3 separate regions of the Homo sapiens genome follow, and all the other regions are linked to region 2. Evidence: chromatin contacts called from ENCODE Hi-C or POLR2A ChIA-PET data. All regions are on one chromosome and are shown on one strand. The core of a region is the stretch at or near the end of the contact, and the rest is flanking DNA. Distances in the headings are between cores, read along the strand shown. Region 1 holds the start of NEK2-DT (NEK2 divergent transcript). Region 2 has its middle 72 kb from the start of LINC02608. Region 3 overlaps NSL1 (NSL1 component of MIS12 kinetochore complex).

Region 1 (2,700 bases), core at 7-2,506, 540 kb before region 2:
ACTAATATCTGAAATAAGAATTTCCAAGGTATGAATGAACTCATTATGCTCAAAAACAAAGAATGAAAGTTCCAAGATTTAACAAATTACCTCCCTTTTAATTATATCCTACAATCAAGGTCATTATCTAATTTAGTTCAATGAACTTAAGGAGCTGTGAGTTTACTTCCATAATCTTCCTCCAGTTCTAAGCAGTAAATGTATGTTGTGGGGAGACAAACGGGAATGAGGCACATGAGGACTCCCCCAACCCCTACCCTCAGTTGGTTAGTGGGAAGTTGGCTAAAAGGTACTATAGTCAAAATTGGGGTGAAGGTGGTCAAAGTCCCTGCCCCATTCCACCCCAGTCGTGTTTTCCCAGGATGAGACACCTTGGTAAAGATCCCTCCATCAGCAGCCAGGCAGTTTCCTGTCCAATGTTACTTTCTGTAAAAGTTCTACCTATATACATTGGGAAATATGAATCCAATAATCCTAATAATGGATATTTTGAGGGAGTCTGACTGCAGATACAAAGCTTCGGGTTCTGGTAGTCCTGCCCCTTTCTTGTGCCTGAGAGGGCCACTCTTAGAGCTCTAAAAACAGCTCAGGAATTAGTTACCTGTCACCAATGGAAGGTCCTTAGCAAGCCAAAGCAGGAGAAAGAGAGAAATGGGGAGAGAAACGGGAAAAGATGGAAATACATATATCAAAAGAAGCGGTCTCCCATCCTTTAAGCCACCCAGGACAGGCTGTCAGATGCAGACCCAGGAAAGACGGTTTAGTCTTCCGGGCACCCATTTCCTCAGCCCTGTCGGTTCCCTTCGGTGGCGCAGGGCGCTCGCCCCGAGGCGACGAAACCTAAGCAGGGGCAGGCGCAGGGTAGGTCCCACGCTCACCTTGCCATCACTCTTCCTCCGGATCTTCTGGCAGCGGCCGTAGGAGCCTGTGCCAATGGTGTACAACACTTCATAGTCCTCAGCCCGGGAAGGCATGGCCGGCCAGTCGCCAGAGTCGCGCTGCCTCACGCAGGTTGCGCCGCCAAGTGCGGAGCTCCAGGGACCAGGAACTCCAGGGACCTGGATGGAGAAGCCCCCGAGCAGCACTGACCCGCCACCCCTGCCTTGGGCCCCGTTTAACCGTCGCGGGCCCTGATCTCGCAGTCTATTGGCAGGCGGTGGGCCGCTTCGCCTCTCTCATTGGCTAAGAAGAACACAACAATACCCTAGGCATTTTGGGAAAAGTGTCACTAGGCAACCGCGTCGGCGTCTGCTTTTAACCTGTGGGAGAACCCGGCGAGCTAAGCCAAACGGAGGGCGGGAGAGAGGAAGCGGCAGCTGGCGCCTCTCGGCAACTCTAACCCTCTGATAGAGATCGCCAAGGTAACCGAGATCTAAGGTCCTCCCCTCAGGCTTCTTTGCACACCGCTTCCACCAGATGCCTTCTGACCTTTGCACTCTGGCCCCTCACACTACCTACTCTCCCCGGCACACGCATTCCTCGCTCAGGTTCCAGTACCCTGAACCTGGGTGGGGTCACGTTGAGGATATGCTGAGAGCTGAATACAAATTAGAAATACAGACTCCCGGGTGGGCGCGGTGACTCACGCTCGCCCGTAACCCTAGCACTTTGGGAAGCCGAGGTGGGTGGGTCGCTTGAGCCCAGGAGTTCAGACCAGCCTGGGCAACAGGGCAAACCTCGTCTCTACTGAAAATACGAAAATTAGGCCGGGCGCTGTGGCTCACGCCTATAATCCTAGCACTTTGGGAGGCCGAGGCGGGCGGATTGCTCGAGGCCAAGAGTTCAAGACCAGCCTGGCCAACATGGCGAAACCCCGTCTCTACTAAAAATGAAAAAAAAAAAAAAAAAAGTAACAGAGCATGGGGTTGCAGGCCTGTAATCCCAGCTTCTTGGGAGGCTGAGGCATGAGGAATTGCTTGAACCTGGGAGGCAGAGGTTACAGTGAGCCGTGCGCCACTGCACTCCAGCCTGGGCGACAGAGTGACACCCAGTCTCCAAAAAAAAAAAAAAAAGGAGAAATACTGTCGCTCTCCTACCAAGTACTTTACACGTCTTGTCCCGTTTATGTGTGCCAAATACACAATTAACCCTATCGACAATACTTCATTGAACACAGATTCTCTTTTACGCACCCACACACCAACGTTCTCAGCTTACCCAGCCAAATGAACAGCCCCATGTTTACCAGGGAAGGAGGACTTAGAGGCCTCCATCCAGGGCTTGTTAGAGGAATATGTAAATTACCAGAAAGCTAATAATTTGGAAATGCATGAACAGGCCAGTTTTCTTTAAATATCTGTTCAGCAAAGGATTAAAAGACACCTGATTTTCTATTAATAAGAATTTAAAAGCTCTTTATGTAAAAATAAGGGACTTATTACATGCCCTGAATATAACATAAGATAATTGGAATTGCCAACCAGGAGAATTTTTAAATTAACATTCAAGGGCACTGTCTTACCTCAGGGGAATAGGACCAATTTAGGTTTCAAAAGTTATGTAAGGCACTGCAAGTGGCTGTGTTAATTAGCATCATTTTTTTATTTTTGTGCCTCTTACAGATTGGTATCCATAGAGCTTGCTGTGGTTTGAATGTATCCCCCAAAGTTCATGTGTTGGAAACTATTCTTAATGCAAAAGTGTTAAGAGGTGAGACCTTTAAATTGATTGGGTTATGAGGGCTACCCCTCACGAATGGAT
Region 2 (2,700 bases), core at 123-2,622:
GCTTTTAGAACTGTAAGCCAAATACATTTCTGTTCATTACAAATTACTCAGCCTGTGGTATTCTGTTATAGCAGCATAAAATGGACTAAGGCACACATGTTAGGGATTTTTTTTTTTTTTAAAGACTGAGTACTGCTCTGTCGCGCAGGCTGGAATGCAGTGGTGCGATCTCAGCTCACTGCAACCTCTGCCTCCTGGGTTCAAGTGATTCTTCTGCCTCAGCCTCCAGAGTAGCTGGGACTACAGGTGCATGCCACCACGCCCAGCTAATTTTTGTATTTTTAATAGAGATGGAGTTTCACCATGTTGGCCAGGCTGATCTCGAACTCCTGACCTTGTGATCTGCCCACCTCAGCCTCCCAAAGTGCTGGGATTACAGGCATGAGCCACCGCACCCAGCCACATGTTAGGGATTTTTAAAACTCAGAACTGGATTGAATTTGGGGCTTTGCTGCTTACTAGCTGTAGTAACTTAAATGCATTTCTTAACCTATAAAAAGGAGATAGATACCACATGGACAGCAGTGAAGATTAAATGAACCAACCTATGGCTATGAGGAAGATTTCTGATGCAGGTAACAGAGCCCCCAACTTAATATGATATAACACAATAATAAATTATTATATCACATGCTAGGAAGTCCAGAAATATCTCAGGCTCCAGGGGAGAATACTCGGTTCCGCCCTCCCGTAGGTGTTACATTCATCCTTAGGTTGATAACAAGATAACTGTAAGAGTTTCAGGAATCTCATCTAGAAATAAAAACCAGAGAGAAAGGTCATCTCTTTCTGTGTCTCTTTCACACAATCTTTCTTTTCCAGAACTTTCCTTCATGCTTCATTGGCCAGTGTTTTGTTATTTGACCTTTCCTCAACAAGTCCTTGGCAAGGGAGATGGAAATATCATGACTGGCTTAGACTAATCAATACTTACTTTCGGAATTGGAATGGGGTCACCTTTCTCTGGGTTTCAAAAGGAAACAATAGATGAACAAAATTGAGGTTCTGTTAGCTAAAATGGAAGAATGGAGAAATAGAAGTTGAGTAGGCCACCCGTAGGTTCCACTATCATCAGCAAATGCCCAGTATAAAGATTAATACCCAGCAGGTATATGTCCAAGAAATGTTAGTCATCACTTTTCTCAGTGACACCTGAACGTGATGTACAAAGACTGGTTTGAAGGCACATCTTCATGCAGCTCTTAACTCAGAAATCAAGTCATCTGACAGGTGCCGATGAAAATTTTTTCAGAAACTTCAGATGGACAGCTTCCAGAAGTAGATGCTGGCTCTTCACAACTTGCCGCACATTGCACAGCACATTACGTTGCCAAGCAGGTATCTTGGGATTGGTGGGTTGCTCCTTCTGCTTAGAGGCCCCAAGCATCTGGTGTTTCTCTCTTCTGTGTTGGCGGATCCTCTGAACTTTGATACAGTCTTCATTCCACAATTGGCAAAGAAAATCTCCTCTGGGATACAGCCCACACACGCCTCACGCCTGGGGAGGCATGACTCCCGGCCCTGTCCTTTCACTTCAAATGAAATATAATAAATATGAAAGGAAACCAAAAGACAGGCAGACAAAAAGCATACTCAGAAAGACAGAATGAGAAAACACATATACGCTCACAAAAGCAAGGGAGAACAAAAGAGGGCAAAGGGCAGACATCTCTGTGTCCACTGGAGCTCTGAGGAATCAGAATTTCTAAAGCTTTTTTTTTTTTTTTTTTTTTTTTTTTTTTTGTTGAGACAGAGTCTCGCACTCTTGTCCTCCAGGCTGGAGTGCAATAGCATGATCTCTGCTCACTGCAACCTCCGCCTCCAGGGTTCAAGCGATTCTCCTGCCTCAGCCTCCCGAGTAGCTGGGATTACAGGTGCCCGCCACCATGCCTGGCTAATTTTTTTTGTATTTTTAGTAGAGAGGGGTTTCACCGTGTTGGCCAGGCTGGTCTCGAATTCCTGACCTCAGGTGATCCGCCCACCTCGGCTTCCCAAAGTGCTGGGATTATAGGCCTGAGCCACCGAGCCCGGCCTCTAAAGCTATTTTTTAAAATGTAAAGATTTATGAGTTATCCTCTCCTTCCTGATAGCCCTCTTTTCAGCAGTTACTTTATTCGTATTGAGGCAGGAGGATGAACAAAGGATCTTTCCTCCTCAAGAAACACCCCCTCCTTCCTCAGTTCCACACCCCTGCCCTAAGAATCCATGACTCCAGGAAATATTTTCAGATAAAACAATTCCAGTTACTGGAAAATTGCAAGGCTTTCCTCTGTGGGTTTACAACAGCCTGGCCTCTGACCCACCAATAAAAGAGATTTACTAAGTGATAGTAACACCTTTCATGTAGTCTCAACATGAGGCAAGTCACTTTATCTGTCTCAATCCAGGCTCCTCAGGCTCATAATGGTGAAGGTTGGAATGGATTAGTGGTTTTGAGTGTATGTGCGTATGTTTGTATGTACATGCATATTAAACTATGTACATCGTATATAGTTTATGTATATGACCCTCCTTCACAGGGGCTCTGAAGGGAAATGGTGACCCTAAGGAGACCCATTTCTCTTCTCTGCTTTCCTTTGTCCCCTTGGTAATGACTTATCTCCTTCCTTCCCACACTGGGGCACCTGACTCAGTACAGACTCTTCTTCCTTCAAGGCATCTAGCTCAAAGGACTTGCCTCCCCTCCTTTTTACATGGGGA
Region 3 (2,723 bases), core at 185-2,684, 540 kb after region 2:
AAGCACTAAGTGAGTACTTCCTTTCTATTTCCAATGTATTTTATGAATATAAACAAGCAATCACGCACAGCATCAGATGTGTGGCTTCTACTGGTTTCTAAAGAGGTAATTAAGCCATTAGAACCAAGAATTAGAAAGCAGCATCCCTGGTGAAAATGAAACCAAAAACACAGCAGTGATTTGTGATTTTCTGAAAGATAACCCTTTGCTACAATTTATAGAGATGTGTTGAACCCATTTGCTCAGTAGATGAAATCCTCTGCAGCACACCTTCCCACCTACACCTCACCACCTCCTTCAGTACCATGTTGCACCTCTCTTAAGGCACACTTTCAAACTCCTGACCCTCGCTCGTTATTATCTGGCCTCAGCCAAGTTTTTGACATTGTCTTGCAATGCTTCTTCCCTCTATTACTCACTTCACTACAGCCTCTCTGGTCTTTTGTTCCATGAATACTCAAGCTCATTCTTGATTTAAGAACTTTATTCTAGCTCTTCCCTCTGCTTGACAGCTCTTTTTCTTGATCATCACCAGATAAATTCCTTCCTGTTACTACCTCAGAAAAGTGTTTCCCCATCACCTAAACACACCACCCTAAAGCACTGATGTCACTTATTTATTTTTATATTTATTACTTTTCTTCTCCCACTAAAATATAAACTCTATAGAGTAAGAACTTTGTGCTGCTCACTAATATTACATCTGCCACATTGAGAACAGTTCTGTCATACTGTAGCCATTCAATATATACAACTGAATGGACCAATGAGTAACAGTCACTCATGATGTATTTATTGGGCATGCTGCTATATGCTGGCTATATATAATGTAAATATAATATTAAAAAACTCATGGAGCTTTCAGTTTTGTGAGAGAGCATAAACAAGAAAATAAACACAAATACTTATAAGCTGTAACAAGTACTATTAAGGAAATAAACAGGTGTCATGATAAACAACTGGGGAGAGTATTTTAATGAGGGTGGTTAGGTAAGATCTCTCTGAGGAGGTAACATTTAAATGAGAAAAGAGAACTGGGAAGATGTCAAACTTGGGCAAGGGGGCATGCATGTGTGACAGTGAGGCACTTTCAAAGAACTGAAAGACTGGCAGCAAACAGGAAAGTGCCTGAAATAAATCTGGAGAGGTAGGTAGGGGCCAGATCACCTAAGGGAATGCTAAAAGTCTAGAGTTTAGGATTTTAAGCAGAGGACTGAAAACTGATTTGCATTTTTAAAAGTATCCTAAGACTTCCTAGTCAAGTTGATTTCAGTAGTGCATAAAACTCCCTTCCTATGTCCAAAAGCATCAGTGAATATAGAAAATTAAAATGACATATCCTAAAGCATATACAAAATAAAACATTTCAATGAACCAGAAAAAAAGGAGAAGAGAAAAAGCTGCAAGTCAGGCTAAAGCTGCAGGCCTACCGGTAAGCAGAAGTAGCCAGGAATTGGCCTCCTGCAAGATAAAAGGTGTTCGAAGTGCTCCAGAAGAACAGGAAACGAAGAGACAGCTTCACTGTTTGAAACCGAGGGCTGAGACAGAGTTTACCCACCCTGAAAAGGTGGCTGAAAAAAACTGCCACTAACCAGCCCGGCGCGGTGGCTCACACCTGTAATCCCAGCACTTAAGGAGGCTGAGATGGGTGGATCACGTGAGGTCAGGAGTTGGAGACTAGCCTGGCCAACATGGTGAAACCCCGCCTCTACTAAAAATACAAAAATTATCCGGGCGTGGTGGTGGGCACCTGTAATCCCAGCTACTCAGGAGGATGAGGCAGGAGAATCACTTGAACCCAGGAGGCAGAGGTTGCAGTGAGCAACCATTACATTCCAGCCTGGGCAACAAGAGTAAAATTCTGTCTCAAAAAAAAAAAAAAAACCAACTCAAAAGACAAAACTGCTCCTAACCGCTGCCAGGAAGCAAAGCTTACTTAAAGCTAAACCAGAAATGATGGGAAGCAGATAATGCCTCCAAGCCTGGGCCTGGACCAATCTCCAGTGTCACACTGGGACAGAGGCCCTCTGTTGCCAGTGTTAAGATATGGCTCCAGCCTGGGATTGTTTGGGGCCAGATGGAAGGCAACCAAACCTACTAGACAGAGGGAGTGAAAGCAGTGGTAGACAGATATGCACATGAAAAATTCTAGTCAAGAAGCACTTGCAAATCAAAAGTCTAAAATACATGAAGAAATTAAAACCATGAAAGACAGCCAGTATAACCAATGTCAGGGAGAGGAATTTACTGCAGATGAAATGAAAATAGAGCAATATAAAAATGACTTTAAAATGCTACACAGCTCCAATAGCTAAAGAAAATCATAAGACATTGCAAAAGAAAAATAGGTTATAAAATAAAAACATAAAATACAAAAATAGAAGAAATGAGAAAGAAGCAAAGTTGAAGGATTAGGTTAAAGATTTTCTAGAATATAGGAGTCCTCAGATAAAAGTATATATGGAGATGTTAATGGAAGATGGGAGAAAAGAGGAATCTAGCAAAACCAAATAATCTCTCACAAAAAACAAAAATACATATATAATATTATTTAAATAAAATTGTCTCTGTGTATATAAGCAAGAAAAAAATTACCAATAAAAACCATGGAGTTGAACTATGTTACATGTTGAGTGAAAAAAGAAAAACAATGACAGAATAAAATGCATTATGTAATATTTATATAAACAACTAAAAAAACCCCTGTGTCTACCTATGTGCAT

Evidence for each region. A loop is a pair of places that touch in the nucleus more often than their neighbours do. ChIA-PET counts read pairs that join two places held with the same protein, here RNA polymerase II (POLR2A). Pooled maps may share reads with other maps.
Region 1: POLR2A ChIA-PET joins it to region 2 with 13 read pairs in activated T-cell. The contact joins the promoter of NEK2-DT here to the enhancer-like site in region 2. A Hi-C loop is called at or near these places in 2 of 37 single-sample maps with no recorded cell type and 1 of 50 pooled maps. POLR2A ChIA-PET finds 5 or more read pairs at or near these places in 2 of 52 experiments (activated B cell and activated T-cell).
Region 3: a loop to region 2 is called in a map of posterior vena cava, with 16 times the contacts of the local background. The contact joins two enhancer-like sites. A Hi-C loop is called at or near these places in 1 of 168 maps with a recorded cell type or tissue (posterior vena cava). POLR2A ChIA-PET finds 5 or more read pairs at or near these places in 1 of 52 experiments (activated naive CD8-positive, alpha-beta T cell).

Annotation. Positions count from the first base shown.
Region 1 is chr1:211,674,506-211,677,205 of GRCh38, forward strand. NEK2-DT (NEK2 divergent transcript) reads left to right here and starts at 1,257. Exons shown (of 4, transcript NR_148994.1): 1 at 1,257-1,361; 2 at 2,562-2,649. It overlaps NEK2 (NIMA related kinase 2), which reads right to left and starts at 1,116. Exons shown (of 8, transcript NM_002497.4): 1 at 879-1,116; 2 at 1-8. The coding sequence starts at 974. RefSeq lists enhancers at 820-1,079, 1,102-1,396.
Region 2 is chr1:212,211,664-212,214,363 of GRCh38, forward strand. It overlaps a transcript of LINC02608 not described here. Among named protein-coding and RNA genes, the nearest start is that of LINC02608, 72 kb to the right of the region's middle. Within about 2 kb of position 1,373, at least 2 of the 41 ENCODE cell types and tissues checked have a DNase peak (open chromatin) inside an H3K27ac peak, as active enhancers do.
Region 3 is chr1:212,752,902-212,755,624 of GRCh38, forward strand. All of the region lies in intron 4 of NSL1 (NSL1 component of MIS12 kinetochore complex), which reads right to left. Among named protein-coding and RNA genes, the nearest start is that of NSL1, 38 kb to the right of the region's middle. Within about 2 kb of position 1,435, at least 4 of the 41 ENCODE cell types and tissues checked have a DNase peak (open chromatin) inside an H3K27ac peak, as active enhancers do.